Regions from separate parts of the Homo sapiens genome. Here region 1 is linked to region 2. Evidence: chromatin loops called from intact Hi-C (ENCODE). Cell type or tissue: heart right ventricle. All regions are shown on one strand. Each heading gives the region's core, and the rest is flanking DNA. Links, peaks and the distances in the headings are about the cores only. Region 1 overlaps ZNF609 (zinc finger protein 609). Region 2 overlaps CSNK1G1 (casein kinase 1 gamma 1).

The links. Hi-C counts contacts between places; a loop is a spot of excess contacts. Peaks named below come from ENCODE experiments on the same cell type or tissue, not always from the same donor. Only the 100,000 strongest peaks of a DNase experiment are listed, where the experiment ranks them.
Region 1: a loop joins it to region 2, with 4 times the contacts of the local background. A loop is called at or near these places in 4 of 110 quality-filtered maps.

Annotation. Positions count from the first base shown.
Region 1 is chr15:64,660,457-64,669,792 of GRCh38, reverse strand. All of the region lies in intron 3 of ZNF609 (zinc finger protein 609), which reads right to left. Among named protein-coding and RNA genes, the nearest start is that of OAZ2, 38 kb to the left of the region's middle. RefSeq lists enhancers at 2,082-2,779, 2,780-3,479. In heart right ventricle, for the core only: no CTCF peak of the experiment used is centred there; no DNase peak of the experiment used is centred there.
Region 2 is chr15:64,219,210-64,228,545 of GRCh38, reverse strand. The region is part of intron 4 of CSNK1G1 (casein kinase 1 gamma 1); the gene reads left to right. Among named protein-coding and RNA genes, the nearest start is that of PPIB, 61 kb to the right of the region's middle. In heart right ventricle, for the core only: no CTCF peak of the experiment used is centred there; a DNase peak (open chromatin) is centred at 3,802; H3K27ac peaks cover 739 bases.

The sequences.
Region 1 (9,336 bases), core at 806-8,805, 440 kb before region 2:
AGGAGAGTGAGGCAGGAGAATCACTTGAACCCAGGAGGTGGAGTTTGCAGTGAGCCAAGATTGCGCCACTGCACTCCAGCATGGGTGACAGAGTGAGACTCCGTCTCAAAAAAAAATAAAAAATAAAAAAATAAAGCTTTTGACTAGGTAATGTAGCCTTACTCCAAAATTCAAAAGGTAGTCCCCACACCTCAACCAAAAAAAATCTCCAACAAACCCTAATATAAAATGAAGTGTCCCTTCCATAACTGTTCTTCAGTCTTCCAGTTCCCCTACTTGGAAACATCCAAAAGTCTTCCACAGATATTTTATATGTATATATGCAAATATGTTCATATATTCTTCCTTAAATGATAGCAATATACACACAATGTTCTGCACACTGCTTTTTTCATGTACCCAAATATTTTGGATCATTCCATATGTGTAGACAGAGAACTACTTCATTCTTTTCAATGGCAGCATTTGAACGGACATTTAGGTTGTTTCAATCTTCTGCTATTACAAATAAACTGCAATGAATAATCTTGTACAAATGCTTCATTTTACCTACACAAATATGTCTGTAAGATGAATTCCTGTAAGTAAAACTGTTAATCACAGTGCACTTGTATTTGGAGTTCTCACAAATACGGCCAAACCACCTCCAAATTGCCTCAAAGAGGACATACTCATTCATATACCCATTTATAGTAGCCCATGAATACCTCTTGCCCTTTTCCTTTGGCAACATGATGTTCTCATTTTGTTCTTTGCCAATCTGATAAAAGAAAAATTATGTTTTATATAGGGTTTTTTTTTGGCATTTTAATTCCTTTTTTTTTTTTTTTTTTTTTTTTTGAGACGGAGTTTCGCTCTTGTTGCCCAGGCTGGAGTGCAATGGTGTGATCTCCGCTCACTGCAACCTCCGCCTCCTGGGTTCAAGCAATTCTCCGCCTCAGCCTCCCAAGTAGCTAGGATTATAGGCATGCACCACCACCCCCAGCTAATTTTGTATTTTTAGTAGAGACAGAGTTTCTCCATGTTGGTCAGGCTGGTCTCAATCTCCCGACCTCATGTGATCCGCCTGCCTCAACCTCCCAAAGTGCTGGGATTACAGGCATGAGCCACCGCACCTGGCTGGCATTTTAATTCTTTTAGAGACAATGTCTTGTTATGTTGCCCAGATTGGGCTCAAACTCGGGCTCAAGCTATCCTCTTGTCAAGACCATTTTGCCCAGGCTGGTCTTGAACTCCTGAGATCAAGCAATCCATCTGCCTTGGCTTTCCAAAGTGCTGGGATTATAGGTGTGAGCCACCACACTTGGCTCCATTCAGTCTTTTACCATTAAATATAATATTCAGTTTTAGCGCCATGTCTGGGATATTAGAGACAAAAAGAAAACCCAGGGAACTCATCACCATGTTGTTTCTAAGGTCTTGTGACCCATGGCTGGTCTGCCTTCTTTCTTCCACGTTTCACAGTCTTGTTGTATTTGTTTTATAAATAATTTCCAGAGTTTTTAGTTGTATTTAGGGGAGGAATAGGGAAAAATCTGTCTACTCCATCTTCTCTGAAGTGGAAGTCCTGGTTTTTATTGGTTATCTTTCTTAACATTAGATTTCTATTATTAACATTTTGGTTTGCAGCCTCATATTGAGTGGAATGTCTTTGTTATTACTTTTTCCCCTTTCTCTGTCTCATCACTTTGCAATTTCTTTCTTCTGGCCCCCTAGGGACTCAGTACAACAGGTCTTCAAATGGCCTATGCCACAGTGAAATTTAGGATATCACACTTCTATTCTAATAATGAATCAGGAGGCAGCTTGACACAGTCCTTCCCAACTCCTTAAAGCTTCCCTCCTCCACTCAACAATTAACTTATTTTAAGCCTCCTTTCATAAGGCTGGTTGGGGGTTAGCATCTCACTCTCCTGGCCTCACATTCTTAGTCTATGAGCTTTTTTAGTATCTATTTACTCCTCTGAAATCACCTCTCACGACTACTCTTTGTTCCCAGATCTGGAGGTCAGCCAGTCCACAGATTCAGCCCCACTTAGTGACTTGCATCTGTGTTTCTTTTTCTTTTTCTTTTTTTTTTGAGACAGAGTTTCACTCTTGTTGCCCAGGCTGAAGTGCAATGGCCTGATCTCAGCTCATTGCAACCTCCACCTCCTGGGTTCAAGTGATTCTCCTGCCTCAGCCTCCTGAGTAGCTGGGATTACGGCAGGTGCCACCATGCCCGGGCTAATTTTGTATTTTTTTTAAGCAGAGACAGGGTTTCACCATGTTGGTCAGGCCGGTCTCGAACTCCCGACCTCAGGTGATCTGCCCACCTCAGACTCCCAAAGTGTTGGGATTACAGGTGTTAGCCACCACACCCAGCTCCAAGGCATATTTTCTATGGAATATATCAAGACAATAAATCTGGGGGATCTGGAATTAGCTTTTGTTTGTCTACGGCCACCCACTAATAAAATACTTTTTGATTTGGCACTTCTAGGACATATCTCTAGTAACTCACTTATATTCATTTATTCTTCGACATACAATGTTGTCTAAAAATCACTGGACATGGAGTTAGAAAACCTCAGTGCAAATCCTGGCTTTGTTATAGTGTAACCTTGAACAAGTCACTTGGCTTCTACAAATCTCAGGGTTTTTTTGTTTGTTTTGTTTTTTTGAGACAGAGTCTCGCTCTGTCGCCCAGGCTGAAGTGCAGTGGCACGAATCTCGGCTCACTATAAGCTCCGTCTCCCGGGTTCACGCCATTCTCCTGCCTCAGCCCCCCGAGTAGCTGGGACTAGAGGCGCACATCACCACACCCGGCTAATTTTTGTTGTATTTTTTAGTAGAGACAGGGTTTACCATGTTAGCCAGGATGGTCTTGATCTCCTGATCTCATGATCCGCCCGCCTCGGCCTCCCCAAAGTGCTGGGATTACAGGCATGAGCCACCGCGCCTGGCCCAAATCTTAGATTTTTAAAAATATAGGATTAAGCCGGGTGCGGTGGCTCATGCCTGTAATCCCAGCACTTTGGGATGCCAAGGCGAGTGATCACTTGAGGTCAGGGGTCCAAGACCAGCCAGCCTGGCCAAGATGGTGAAACCCCATCTCTACTAAAAATACAAAAATTAGCTGGGCGTGGTGGTGGGCGCCTGTAGTCCCAGCTACTCAGGAGGCTGTGGCAAGAGAACTGCTTGAACCCAGGAGGTGTTCAAGGAGGTGTTGCAGTGAGCTGAGATTGTGCTACTGCACTCCAGCCTCGGCGACAGAGCAAGGCTTCATCTCAAAAAATAAATAAATACAATAAAGTAAAAAAGAAAAATAAAACTATTATGTGCTAGATGTTTTCATATTATCTTATTGAATATTTACAGCCTTAAATCACTTTTATTTTTATTTAATTATTTTTATTTTGGACAGAGTCTCGCTCTGTTGTCCAAGCTAGAGTGCAGTAGTGCAATCTTGGCTCACTGCAACCTCCGCCTCCCAGGTTCAAGCAATTCTTGTGCCTCAGCCTCCCAAGTAGCTGGGATTACAGGCGTGTGCCACCATGCATGGCTGATTTTTGTGTTTTTAGTAAAGACAGGGTTATACCATGTTGGCCAGGCTGGTTTTGAACTCCTGGCCCCAAGCGATCCACCCAACTTGGTCTCCCAAAGTGCTGAGATTACAGTAGTCACTAGGCCAATCACTTTTATTTTTATTTGTGTGTGTGTGTTTTTTTTTTTTTTTGAGACGAAGTCTTGCTCTGTTGCCCAGGGTGGAGTGCAGTGGCGCAATCCCTACTCACTGCAACCTCCGCCTCCTGGGTTCAAGCGATTCTCCTGCCTCAGCCTCCTGAGTAGCTGGCATTTGTTTATTTATTTTTTAATTTAATTTTTAATTTTAATTTTTATTTTTGAGATGGAGTTTTGCTCTTGTTGCCTAGACTGGAGTGCAATGGCGTGATCTTGGGTCATCGCAACCTCCGCCTCCCAGGTTCAAGCAATTCTCCTGCCTCAGCCTCCCGAGTAGCTGGGATTACAGGCATGTACCACCACGCCCAGCTAATTTTATATTTTTAGTAGATATGGGGTTTCTCCATGTTGAGGCTGGTCTCAAACTCCTGACCTCAGGTGATCTGCCTGCCTCGGCCTTCCAAAGTGCTGGGATTACAGGCATGCGCCACCGGGCCCGGCCCATTTGTTTACTTTTTATAATTTTTTCTGTTTGTTTAAAAATAGAGACAGAGTCTCACTATGTTACCCAGGCTGGTTTCAACTCCTGGTCTCAAGTGATCCTCCTGCCTTGGTTTCCTAAAGAGCTGGGATTACAGGCATGAGCCACGGCACCTGGTCTTAAATCACTTTTTGAGGAAGGCAGGCCATAAGTGGGTGCCAAAAATCCTGTCATATAAGGATTGTTAAGGCTACTTTGCAAAGGAGGAAATGATACACCAGAAAGGATAAATCATTTACTCAAGGGTTCACTATTAGTGGTCAGATCTTTCAGACTCTAAGGCCTGACACAGCTATCTCTAATGGATTCTGATTGTTTTCACACAATTTTCTTAGAATATCCTGTTACCTTCACCTTAGATAAAAGACACATACACATACAGGATTGCAGGGGGTCATCCAGAGGGGAAAAGGATAGGAATCCTATCCCTTTGCAGTGCCCTGGCATCTTAAGGGAAATGGCATCTCTCCTAAAGAAGTAATTAGGCTAAATTCTCTCTAGCTATTAGCAAAGTGATTTCAAATGGATGTCTCCCCCAAAAGGTGGCCTGCTCTGATTACTGCATAATCAATTTAATAGGAACAGAGTCCATTTATAGAGAAGGTAAGACTTAGAGATAGGCATCTCATTTATAAGGGCAGATGAGCACAGCTGTACACAGAGAGCAGGCACACAACTAGAAGATGAATCTCATTACTATTCTTGAAACAGCTGGGTGGGAACACATGTTTATAAATCAGGCTTCTTCCTTTGGTATAATCTGCAAACTTTAGCAATAATGAATGAGCTGAAGAGAAGACAGGTCAAACAAGGTGCTGGAAATGGGAGAAGGGAAGAGAAAAAATTATGATATGGAAAGACAAAATGGAGGCTTGTTTAAATGTCAAAGGAAACACACATTGATGAGGTTTAATAGTCTTCCTGCAAGGTTCCGAGTTGAGACAGCTGGAGAATAGGACGACAGGAAAGAAAAGCAGCAAATAACACTTAACAGACCAAGTTTCTCTATTAGGGGCTAGCTTTAGAGAAGCAAGTAGGCTGAAGAGAAAGAAAAACTGGTCTTCATCTTGGAAAACTTACTATTTTTCATAAGTGTTCACAAAATAAGGAAAGGCTCAGCATGTTTGAGGATAATACTGCTAAAAAACAGCAGTAATAAATAGTGCTCCGTGTTTCTCTAGAATCTTACTTTCAGATTTACCAAGTCTTATGGACATAATCTAAGTACCCATTATTAAGTTTTAGAGTACTCACTATTCTCCCTTCTTCAAGGTGATAAATATTGGAGCAGAGTAAAGGGAAAATGATGACATGTATGAGGCACTAGTCAGGTTCCCCTAGTTATTATTATTATTATTTTTGAGACAGAGACTCACTGTGTCACCCAGGCTGGAGTGCAGTGGTGCAATCTCGGCTCACTCCAGCCTCTGCCTCCCAGGCTCAAGCAATACTCCTGCCTCAGCCTCCCAAGCAGCTGGGATTACAGGTGTGCACCACCACACCTCGTTAATTTTTGTATTATTAGTAGAGATACTGTTTCACCATGTTGGTCAGGCTGGTCTCGAAGTCCTGCCTCAGGTGATCCACCTGCCTCGGGCTCCCAAAGTGCTGGGATTACAGGCATGAGCCACCACGACTGGCCAGGTTCCCACAGTTCTTAGGAGTGAAATGCTGAGACAAACTCAATCCCAAAGCAGCACTGCTTTGTTTCAGATAATAATTCAAAACCTCAAAACATTTGTGTAGTCAAGGCTGATCCAAGTATAATAGTAGAAAGAGAGAGAGAGATTTTTTTCTAGGCCCCTCATTTTTACTATTTCCATTAGTACATACTTTCTCTCAGGGATCTGGTACCTTCATGCTCAGCTCCTTCATGCTCAGACCAATTCCCTTCTTGAAACGCTTCCTTCACTTGGCTTCCAGAACACCATACTCTCCTGGTTTTCCTCCTATCTCTCTGGTCATTCCTCAGCATCTTTTGCTGGTACTTCATGTGTAGCTGATGACTCAAACTTCTATCCCTAGCCCCAACCTCTCCCCTAAACTCCAGATTCATGTATCTAATCACAAACTTGACATTTCCATTGGACGTCTAAATGGAGATCTCAAACTTAATATGTTCCAAACTGAGCTCCTGATACCCATCCTCTCCTTAACAACCCTCTCCTCCAAGAACAACAAAAACAACTTGCTCTGAATTCTCCCTATCTGAGGTAATGGCATGTGTACATCCTTCTAGGTGTTCAGGTCAAAACCCTTAGAGTTTTACTTGGTTCCTCTCCTACTATCCATGTCCCCACACCTGACCATCAGCAAATCTTTTTGGCTCAACCTTCAAAATATATCCAGATTTTGATCATTTCTCATTACCTCCACTTCTACTGCTCCAAGCACTCCTTAAATTATTGCAATAGCTTCCTAACTTGCTTCCATCTTTATCACTTTCTGACCTGTTCTCAACACAGAGACCAGAGAGATCCTGTTAAATAAAACCTCTCATATCCTATCATTTCTCTGTATAAAACCTTTTAGCTTTTGAACTCATACATACAGGTATAGGTGATACATACATCTGTATGTATCACCTATTCCCAAAAAAACACATAAAAATAGTTATTAGTTAGCCAAGCACGGTGGCTCATGCCTGTAATCTCAGCAATTTGGGAGGCCGAGGCAGGTGGATCATCTTAGGTCCGGAGTTCAAGACCAGCCTGGTCAACATGGTGAAACCCCATCTTTACTAAAAATACAAAAATTAGCCGGGCAGTAGTGGCGCGTGCCTGTAATCCCAGCTCCTGAGGAGGCTGAGGCAAGAGAATCGCGTGAGCCTGGGAGGCAGAGGTTGTGGTGATCCGAGATCGCGCCACTGCACTCCCGTCTGGGCAACAGAAAGAGACCCTGTCTCAAGAAAAAAAAAATTATTAGTTTTAGTAGAAATATCTCAATGTTTTAAAAATGCTTCATGGCCAAGCATGGTGGCTCATGCCTGTAATCTCAGCATTTTGGGAGGCCAAGGTGGGAGGATTGCTTGAGCATAGGAATTCGAAACTAGCCTGGGCAATGTAGTGAGACCCTGTCTCTAAAAAATTCTTTAAATTATCTGGGCTTGTTGGCATGTGCCTGTAGTGCCAACTACTATGGAGGCTGACATGGGGGGATCACTTGAGCCCGGGAGATCTAGGCTGTAATGAGTTGAGATGTTGCCCCTGCACTCCAGCCTAATTCACAGAGGAAAAAAAAAAGATGGGGCCTAATTCTCATCCCCTGGAGTGTGAGCTGCCTTTAGCAACTTGCAGAAGTGATGGTGCATGACTTTTGAGACAAGGTGATAAAAGGTATTATTGGGGGTTCCTCCTTGCTTTCTCTCTGGGATTTCTTCCCTTAGGGATGACAGCAGCCATTTTGTGAGAACACTTAAGCAGCCCTATGGAGAAGTCCACGAGGCCAGCAACTGAAGCCCTCTGCCAATAGTCATGTAGTGAAGCAACTTGGAAGAGGATCCTCCAGCCCCAGATATGCTTTCAGATGATGGCAGCCCCAGTCAACAACTGACTACAACCTCATGAGAGACCCTGAGTCAGACCACCCAGTTAAGCTACTCCTGAATTCCTGAGCCACAGAAACTCTGTGAGATAATATTTATTGTTTTAGACAACTATGTTTTAGGTTAATTTGTTACATAACAGATAACCTGGAATAATGTCTACCCTAGGTAGACAAATAATTCATTCCTACCTTGAACGAATATTTATTGAGCATCTATTATTTGCCAAGCATTCTGTGAAGTATTGAAGTTACAAAAACAGTGAAGAAATGCTGAGGTCCACTCCTGGGTTGGCAGCAAATGTTTATTAAGAGCCAACTTTATGGAATGTGCTGGACTAAGTACTAGAGAATAAGGATAAATAAGGCCAGATGCTTGCCCTCAGCATAAGAGACAACAAAAGAGAAAGGGGAAGAGATGAAGTGTACCTGAATATTCCAGTAGCATTGAGTTTCCAAATGGAAACATCAGCATTTGCCTATATGCTGCTTTTAAATCTTATTTTAATCCCAATTTTCAATCCTGATTGATGTTGACAACTATACCCTAACTGGATACAAATACACCCTAACTAACCAGGGTAAAGTACAGATTAGCACACATACATGCTTTCATTCATTCTATTATTCCACAAATGAGCACCTACTCTGGGCCAGACACTGTTCTCAAGTACTGGGACATGGCAACACACAAAACTGACCAAGTCTCTGCTCTTACATTCAGATAAGAGGAGAAAGACAATAAATAAGGGAACATGTAAGCATATGTCAGATAGTGATACGCGGCCAGTCGTGGTGGCTCACACCTGTAATCCCAGCACTTTGGGAGGCCAAGGCGGGAGGACTGCTTGAGCCCAGGAGTTCGAGACCAGCCTGGCCAACATGGTGAAACCCTGTCTCTACAAAAAATACCAAAATTAGCCAGACATGGTGGCACACGCCTGTAGTCCCAGCTACTTGGGAGACTGAGGCAGGAGAATCACTTGAGCCCAGGAGGTGGATGTTGCAGCAGTGAGTCCACATCACGCCACTGCACTCCAGCCTGGGTGACGGGAGTGAAACCCGGTCTCAACAAACAAACAAACAAACAAACAACAAAAACCCAGAGAGTGATAAGCTATGGAGAAAAACAAAGCAGAAGACGATGTGAGGGATGGTGATGCTGCTATTTTATAAAGGGCAATTTTAAAAAGCCTTCTCAAGAAGATGACATTCAAGCAGAGAAACCTGTAAGAGGTGAGACAGCGAGCTCTGTGGAAATTAGAAGACATTTTAGGCAGCGGAAAAAGCAAGTACAAAGGCCCTGTGGTGGAAATGCACATGGCACGTTCGGAAGAGCAAAGAGGATAGTGTGGCTGTAGTGGAATAAATGAGGGGAAGAGTGAGAACACATGAGGTCAGAGAGACAGCATATTAGTGACAACGGTGGACCAGATCACACAGACTGGGGATTGGCAGGCTTTTAAAGTAAGGGACAGATAGTAAATATTTAAAGCTTTGCAGGCCACACAGTCTCCGTCATAACTTCTCAACTCTTATAGTAGAAAAAGAGCCCCAGACAATATGTAAACAAATAGGCATAGTTGTGT
Region 2 (9,336 bases), core at 669-8,668:
CCCTGCCTCAGCCTCCCCAGTAGCTGGGAATACAGGCGTGCGCCACCACGCCCAGCTAATTCTTTGTATTTTAGTGAGACGGGGTTTCACCAGGATGGTCTGGAGCTCCTGACCTCGTGATCCACCTGCCTCGGCCTCTCACAGTGCTGGGATTACAGGCGTGAGCCACCGTGCCCGGGTGTGAATACCTTTTCTTTATATGCTTTTTACTGCTTTTGGTTTGCTGTTATGTTTGGTTGTCTAAAAATGGGTAATATAGATATCCATGCTATATCTGTCTGTTTATCACTTTTATAATTTAAAAAAGTAATGCCCCAGGTGGTTCCTGTTCAAGACCAGGGACTGGAATTGACAAGGCTTGAGAACCACAGAGAGGTGGACAGGAAAGGTGAAAAGATAGTGTTTGTGGAGCTGATTTTAAAATAATGGGGGAGAGGGCAAGAAAATTTCTTAAAAATTAAAAATAAGGGAAGCCAAAAGGGTGAGTAGGACAAATCAAGCTGCCTGTGGAGCATAGTGGGGGATTTATGTACTGGAAAGGTGATAAAGAATTGGTGGAAAAAGAAAATGTTAACCAAAAGGGCAGGACATAGGGTTTGGAAGAGTTGGGTTGGGGAGCATGGAGAATAATTTTGGCAACAACACAGATGAAAAAGAACATTGAGAGTAAGAGAATGTAGGCAGCTTAGTGTAGAGAAGAGAACAGTGAATCTGGAATTGAGAGATTTGGTTGTATTATTTGGGAACCTAGGAGATTTCACACAATATTTCTCAGGGTTTTTATTTCATCTGTAAAATGGGGTCTTTAGTACTTCCCCTGTTTTTCCTTACAGGATGACCATGAGATTCAAGTGTGGTAGGAAAAGACTACTTAGGTGAAGAAAAGACCGTGTATTTCCAAGTTAAATGGGACCAAAATAAAGAATTTGTTTATAAATTGAGAGGGAGAAGATAAGGGTAGGAAGAAGTTACTGGACTTCCTTTCATATTAGATGATTTAGATGTCTCATTTTTTTGGTCATTTAATCTGTTTGGATGGGCAGGTGCTGTTTTGAGAGAGGAGAAGACATTTGTTTGTGTGTAGTTTTCAGTGCTGTTAACTGAAATAAGTAATTCTGCATAGTTGTTTACCTACATATGGGAACAGCAAGATAAACTGTAGATATCATTTACAATCATCATGGAAGATTTAAAATACACAGAAGTCAATGTAGAAATATTGCAACTCTGAATTTACTTGGAGTATTCATACTTGTGGCTTGCCCAGCAGAACTGTCTTTTAAAAGTATTCCCATGAAATGTAAGCAAGAACTCAGAAAAATCAATTGTGTTAGTATTCGTGCACATTTTAAATCCACTGAATTTGCTTTGCTCTGTATGTATTGTGTGTATTTCAGCATTTTGAGGAAAGCATTAGGCATTCCAAATGGAAAACTCAAGTGCCATCGCACTGAGTTGTAGTTATTAATTTACTTAGTACTTATTTTAACCATATCTACCATATGCTTGGACCAGTGCTAGGTGCTGACATACAAAAAATTAACACACAGTAGTTGCTGTCTTCAAATAGCCTTCTGTTAGTAGGGAAGACAGACACATGGATAAAGAAAGTGTAATGGGACTGGGGCACGATTGTCAGGAAGGGGATCACTGTACTTTGGGTAACCTCATTTTTTCCTTTTCATTCCTTCTAGCTGCTTGCTAGAACCTTCTTGACTTTTTAGTTGTTAATTGTTCAGGTGGATTTTAAGAAGAATCAGGTGTATTTTCTTAGGTTTTGAGGCAGATTTTGAAATTCAGTAGATAATCCATCTTTTTATCTTAAATCACAGGAACTACAGTACTAAGGAAGGTGGAAAAATGTCAAATACTGGATTTTTTAATCTCATGAATTTACCATCTGAGTAAAGTTAGTCTGTTAGTAACTGAGCTGAGCTGAGTTAGTCTCCTTTTTTTTTTTTGGTTTGTTTGTTTGTTTGTTTGTTTGTTTTGAGACGGAATCTTGCTCTGTCACTGGGCTGGAGTACAGTGTTGCGATCTTGGCTCACTGCAGCCTCCACCTCTTGGGTTCAAGCGATTCCCCTGCCTCAGCCTCCCTAGTCTGGGACTACAGGCGTGCACCACCACGCCCAGCTAATTTTTTGTATTTTAGTAGAGACGGGGTTTCTCCATGTTGACCAAGATGGTCTTGATCTCCTGACCTCGTGATCCATACACCTTGGCCTCCCAAAGTGCTGGGATTACAGGCGTGAGCCACCACACCCAGCCGAGTTAGTCTTTTTGGAAAGGGAAAGGACTTTACTCCTCTGCCCCTACCCACCTCCAATACACAACACACTTTTACCTGTTTTTATTTTGGGCCAGGCACAGTGGCTTACGTGCCCAGCACTTTGGGTGGCCAAGGTGTTACCAGATGGAAAGTCTTGACTGTGAGTTGTCCAAGTTCTTGGTGCCTTGAGCAAAGAATTGAACAAAACGCACAAAGCAATGGAAGACGAAGGCATAGATTTGTTGAAGTGAAAGTACACTCCACAGAGTGGGAGCGGGCTTGAGCGGGTGGCTCAAGAGCCCTGATTGTAATGTTCCTTGGGGTTTTTATTGAATTAAAAGAATATGGTAAGCCGGGAGCAGTGTCTCACGCCTGTAATCCCAGCACTTCGGGAGGCCGAGGCAGGTGGATCACCTGAGGTCAGGAGTTCAAGATCAGCCTGGCCAACATAGCGAAACCCCGACTCTACTAAAAATATAAAAATCAGCTGGATGTGGTGACAGGCACCCGTAATCCCAGTTACTTGGGAGGCTGAGGCAGGAGAATCAGTTGAACTTGGGAGGCAGAGGTTGCAGTGAGCCGAGATCACGCCATTGCACTCCAGCCTGGGCGACACGAGTGAAACTCTGTTCAACAACAACAACAAAAGATCATGGTAACACATCTAAGTACCTTTAGGGGCTTCTGATAGGTTATGCCCTATGTAAATGAAGGATTCTGCCCTAGGCCAATCAGAGGCAGGATTCTGTCCAGGACCAGTCAGAATCAAGATTCTGCCCAGGACCAATCAGAGGCATCTCACCTATGGCATATATGCAGATGAAGGTCCCAGAATGGACCAAAACCAGACATTCCCATTCCTGACATAGGGGAGGGGAGGTTCGGAGAGGGATGGGCCTTTGGCCTGTTATGACTTGGTTGTGGACAGGTGGGGTTTTCCTCTTAGTCCAATTCCAAGAAGGCAGCCATAGGTTGGCCTTAGGTTTACTGTTTCCAGACCCTATTCTCCTGCCTCAGAGGCAGGTGGACCACTTGAGGCCAGGAGTTTGAGACCAGCCTGGCTAACATGGTGAAACCCCAGCTCTACTAAAAATGCAAAAATTAGCCAGGCATGGTGGTGCATGCCTGTAATCCCAGCCACTCGGGTGGCTGAGGCAAGATAATCGCTTGAACCCAGGAGGTAGAGGTTGCAGTGACCCAAAATTGCACCACTGTACTCCAGCCTGGGCAACAGAGCAAGACTCTGTCTCCAAAAAAAAAAAAAAAAAAAGAAAAGTGTATTTTGGATTCTATCTACTATAGAAGAAATCTGTCCTCTGTCCTGTCTTGGGCTTTCTTTTCTGACTCCTTTTGGGTAAATAAAATGTTAAGCCTGCTTTAAGGCTCAAGGCATTCATAATTATGTGTATGTAATAGAGACACTGTTAAAGCTCAATGTCTGTGGCTCGGAAATGTGAAATTATTCCTCTTCTTTTGCCTTTCCTCACTGCCTCTTCCCCCACCATACAAATTTGAGCTCGTGTTAGCAGCCTATGTTTGGCAGTATTCCAGTTCCCAGGAGGCCTTTAAACAAGATGATTGTAAAACATTTTTCATTACAGGACAGACAAAGTAATCCTGTTTTCTTAATTCTGGGCCTAGCTGTTTTTGTTATTAAACCAGCATTTTGAGTAAATTCATATGTTTAACTGGTTCATGTTGCAAAGAGACATTTTTCAGAGTCAGAGACATGAGAGGGATTGTTTGTTCTTTTTTAAAAAAGATATACTACGTATTATCTCATATCTTTGTAATAATGCATTGTTTCATGGGTTTATTCTCAGAGTTTTAAAGGCTATGCTTCCATTTTTCCCTTTCGTTACTTACAATGGAATAACATCTCATTTATCTGCCTATTTCTGATTTCTTGCTAAGGGTACATGTTTAATATTATTTTCTTTAATGATAATTGCCCATGTATTATAATAATAATTGCCTGATCCCTCAGAAACATTACAGAGCATTTAGTAGTTGTGCTAGAAACTATTACTATTGATGGGGCTGAGAAGAGAATTAATTTAATTTGGGAGAAAAATTATTCTATTTTCTTTAAACATTAAAAAATAAACTATATAAACAAAGCAAAAGAATGGGCTTGCCAAGGTTGTTGTCCTTCATAGTTAGGTAATTTAGTTTTTAAAAAAGAATGAAAGACTAATTATTAGGCAATAATAGGATCAAATTACCAAAACCTTTGAGGTGGTTCTATTTCAGTTCTCAACCTGATGTGCATTTTAAAATATCTCTACTTAGAGTAGTTAGGGTTCATAATGTGTTGTAGATTGTTTTTAGATAACAGCTTGGATGATAAAAGAAGCCATTTTCCTTGAATTGGTGTATTTGACTCAAGTTAAACTTCATACAGACTGAAAATTAGCTCTAGTGTTCTACATTCATTGCCTATTCTGTGCAGCTTGATGTACGTGTGAGCCATATGTCTGGCAGGGTTTATAACATCATGTTATTGATGATGGAAAGGCTCTTTCATAGTACTAAGAAAAATATACAAGATAACATATGTACTGTATATGTAACCTTGCAGTTTGGTTTATAAGAGATTTAACCTGTAGTTAAAGGAAATATAATGAAATCTATTGGAAATCCTTCAGAAAAGTAAAATTCAGTAGTCACTTCTTTAGTTTCCAGGTTTCTATGCAGTTTACCAATTTAGGAAGGGGAGACCTCATTAGCACATTATTTCCAGAGCAGATGAGAGATTATAAAACTATTAATACCTTAGTTTCCAATATACCATTGATCAAAGAATCCAGCACATATCTTCCTTGCCTGAGTCTCCCACTTCCTTTCCATTCCCTCATAATTATTTATAGAAAGTACCTGTTTACCGCATGTGTACCTTATGTTGCACTTAAGGATCTGCCCTTCTCCCCAGCCTCATTAAAGGATTTCATAGCATAATGTTGATTAATTTAAAATTTCTTAAGCAGTGGATTAGAGATGGCTCTGCAAAAGAAGAATGAAATATACAGGATTTTTTTTTTCATTTAAATGCAGCCCAGCTGATAAGCCGTTACTGTGTGGTAATCTCTGACCAAAGAGACAGACTTTCTTAGTGTGCTTGTGTTTGTGTCTTTTACCACCAGCACAGACCACTTTATGGGCACTCCTGCGAAAAACCAGGCTCAGAGTAGAACTTGCATGGGGAGCTTTCTGTACAGATAGTTCTAATAAATTACAGCTACATCTCCCAAAGAAACTTTTATGCTCAAAGGTATATTTTCTGTAAGAAAATAACTAAGAAACTTTAAACAGAGAAATCTTTTTAACTTGCCTTAAAATTCTTTCCTTCAAAAGGTATTGAGTCCAGTTGTTTTGATCTGAAATAACTTCTGAAAGAGACCTGTCACTGTATTCTGAATCCTTATATTAATCATAAAACAAAGCAAAACCCTTTATTTCTACTCTCTAGATATAGTGTTTTTCAGCTGAGGTTACACATCAGAATCACTTGTGGAGCAATGTTTGCTTCCACTCCTAGAAATTCTGACTCAGTAGGTAGGAGGTGAAGTCACTGCATCTCATTTTGGGTTTTTTTTTTTTTTTAAGTTTTAAAGATATTTCTGATAGATACACTTCCAGTTGAGTTTCACTACCAGCTTATATTTGAATTGGTGCCACACGTTATTTCATAAAATATGGAGGTGAGTTTCATTCATAGTTCTGTGGCTTTACAAAGAGGAACCCAGAAGGTAGCTAGAAGGAAATCCTGGCCATAAGAATTTGGATTTTGAAAGGAACCAGTCTAAACCCCCTCCTCTTTTTTTTTTTTTTTTTTTTTTGGTGGTGTTGTTGTTGTTATTTCTTTATTTCTTCTAAGGAGAAAAAAAACGGGATACATGTGCAGAATGTGCAGGTTTGTTACGTAGGTACATGTGTGCCATGGTGGTGTGCTACACCTATTGACCCGTCTTCTAAGTTCCCTCCCCCGACCCCCCATCCACCAACAGGCCCTGGTGTGTGTTGTTCCCCTCTCTGTGTCCATGTGTTCTCAATGTTCAACTCCCACTTATGAGTGAGAACATGTGGTGTTTGGTTTTCTGTTCCTGTGTTAGTTTGCTGAGGATGATGGCTTCCAGCTTCATTCATGTCCCTGCAAAGGACATGATCTTGTTCCTTTTTATGGCTGCATAGTATTCCATGGTGTGTATGTACCATATTTTCTTTATCCAGTCTATCATTGATGGGCATTTGGGTTGGTTCCATGTCTTTGCTATTGTAAATAGTGCTGCAGTAAACATACATGTGCATGTGTCTTTATAGTAGAATGATTTATATTCCTTTGGGTATATACTCAGTAATGGGATTGCTGGGTCAAGTGGTATTTCTGGTTCTATATCCTTAAGGAATCACCATACTGTCTTCCACAATGGTTGAACTAATTTACATTCCTACCAACAGTGTAAAAGTGTTCCTATTTCTCCATAGCCTCTCCAGCATCTGTTGTTTCCTGACTTTTTAATAATCACCATTCTGACTGGCGTGAGATGGTATCTCATTGTGTAAACCCCCTCCTCTTTACAGATGAATAAGCTAACCCAGAGAGGCTAAGGAATGTGCCAGAGTTGAAAGCAGAAGCAAATACTAGATCTAAGACTCTGACTTGAGCTTTTTCTACACTGGTATCTCGGACCTTGACCCTCTCCTAGAAATGCTTCAAAACCACTCAGTGGTCTAGAAGTTGCTTTGAGCATCCCAAAGCCTGCCAGTGTGTTGTGAGGTCTCAGGGTACTTAATAAAACCAATAATGCAGCGAGCAGGAACTCTTAATTCTTCCAAGTTCCTAGGTAGGAGTAATGGGTGACATTATAGTTAGAAATTGTAGATATTACTCAAAATCCTTTTGTGACTTCATTGTAAACATGGAAACTTCTGGCAAAAGATAATCTAGATTTGATACTAAGGATTATTAAGAACAAGATCAGTTGTCTCATTTAAACTGAACCTTAAGTATTGGCAACAAGTGTAGGAAATTATGCCAATATTATATTTCTAAGCAAGCCTGACTTTTAGCTTGTACTTTAGAAAGAGGATATTATGCCCAGATTTGCAATTTAACCAACGAATGGAGTAATATGTTTATTAATTAGGATTAGAGTTGGCTGCTTTTTAAAAATCCAAATACAAGTAGCTCAGTCAAGGTGGAGATTGATTTTTCTTTTTGATAAAAAAAATCCAGAGAGAAGAAAAGTCCAACATTAGCATGGTTACTCCACAGCCATCAGGGACTTAGGTTCTGTTTTTTGCTCCATCTATTCTTGGCACTACTTTACATCGTCAAGATGTCTGGTGATTCTAGATGGCTTCTGGACCTTTCATTCTAGCCATCTCTCTTGAAAGAATTTTTTTAGAATTATACACTCAGTGGCCAGGCACGGAGGCTCATGCCTGTAATCCCAGCACTTTGGGAGGCCAAGGCAGGCAGATCACTTGAGGCCAGGAGTTTGAGACCAGCCTGGCCAACATGGTGAAATCTCATCTCTACCAAAAACAAACAAAAAAAAAATTAGCCATAGTCTGTAGTCCCAGCTACTCAGGAGGCTGAGGCAAGAGTAAAACTAAAAACAAAATTAGCTGAGTCTGTAGTCCCAGCTACTCAGGAGGCTGAGGCAAGAGAAAAGCTTGAACCCAGGAGGCGGAGGTTGCACTGATCTAAGATCATGCAACTGCACTCCAGCCTGGGCAGCAGAGCAAGACTCTGAATAAAAAAAAAAAAAAGAGTTATACACTCATTTCTGCTTCCATCTCATTGGTCTTTCCTAATTGTCAAGGGAGACTGGAGTTATAACTGGGCAAGTTGCTATTTGCAACAATTAGAAGTTCTGGGCCAGGCATGGTGGCTCATGCCTATAATACCAGCACTTTGGGAGGCTGAGTTGGGTGGATCACTTGAGGTCAGGAGTTCAAGACCAGCCTGACCAGCAAGATGAAGCTTCGTCTTTACTAAAAATACAAAAATTATCCAGGCATGGTGGCAGGTGCCTGTAATCTCAGCTACTCAGGAGGCTGAGGCAGGACAATGGCTTGAACCCAAGAGGCGGAGGTTGCAGTGAGCTGAGACCACGCCACTGCATTCCGGCCTGAGCAACAGAGCAAGACTCTGTCTCAAAAAAAAAAAAAAAAGTTATGTTATTTTAAAAGAAGGGGAGGCTGGGCGTGGTGGCTCACACCTGTAATGCCAGCACTTTGAGAGGCCAAGGCAGGCAGATCACGAGGTCAGGAGATCGAGACTATCCTGGCCAACATGGCGAAATCCCATCTCTACTAAAAATTTAAAAATTAGCTAGGTGTGGTGGTACGTGCCTGTAATCCCAGCTACTTGGGAGGCCGAGGCACGAGAATCACTTGAACTCAGGAGGTGGAGGTTGCATTGAGCTGAGATCGTGCCACTGCACTCCAGCCTGGCAACAGAGCGAGACTCTGTCTCAAAAAAAAAAAAAAAGAAAAGAAAAGAAAAAGAAAAAAAGAAGGGGAGAGGCATCCCTGTAATCTTAGCACTTGGGAGGTCAAAGCAGGAGGATCAGTTGAGCCCAGAAATTCAAGACCAGCCTGGACAACATAGTGGGAGCTCATCTCTGGAAAAAATTTAAGAAACTAGCCCGATGTGGTGTCATGTGCCTGTGCTCCCAGCTGTTTGGGAGGCTGAGGCAGGAGGATTGCTTGGTCCCAGGAGGTCGAGGCTGCAGTGAGCCATGGTCATACCACTGCCCTCCAGCCTGGGTGACACAGTGAGACACTGTCTCAAAAGAAAAAAGGAGAGGGAGAATGGATATTGGGCATGCAAACAACAGGCGCTGCCACAACCTGCTTTGAAGAATATAATATTTATATTAGGAAAATAACATTTTAGTGGCATTAAATCCTTATATAGGACATAAATTTAAAAGATCCCCAAACTGCATTTACCATGTGTCTGATTAATAAAAGCAGTAAATCTCTAGGACAGAGTGTTCTGCTTTGGATGTCTCAGCAGGAGTCATTGGAAACAACTAGTTGGGTTTTATATATTT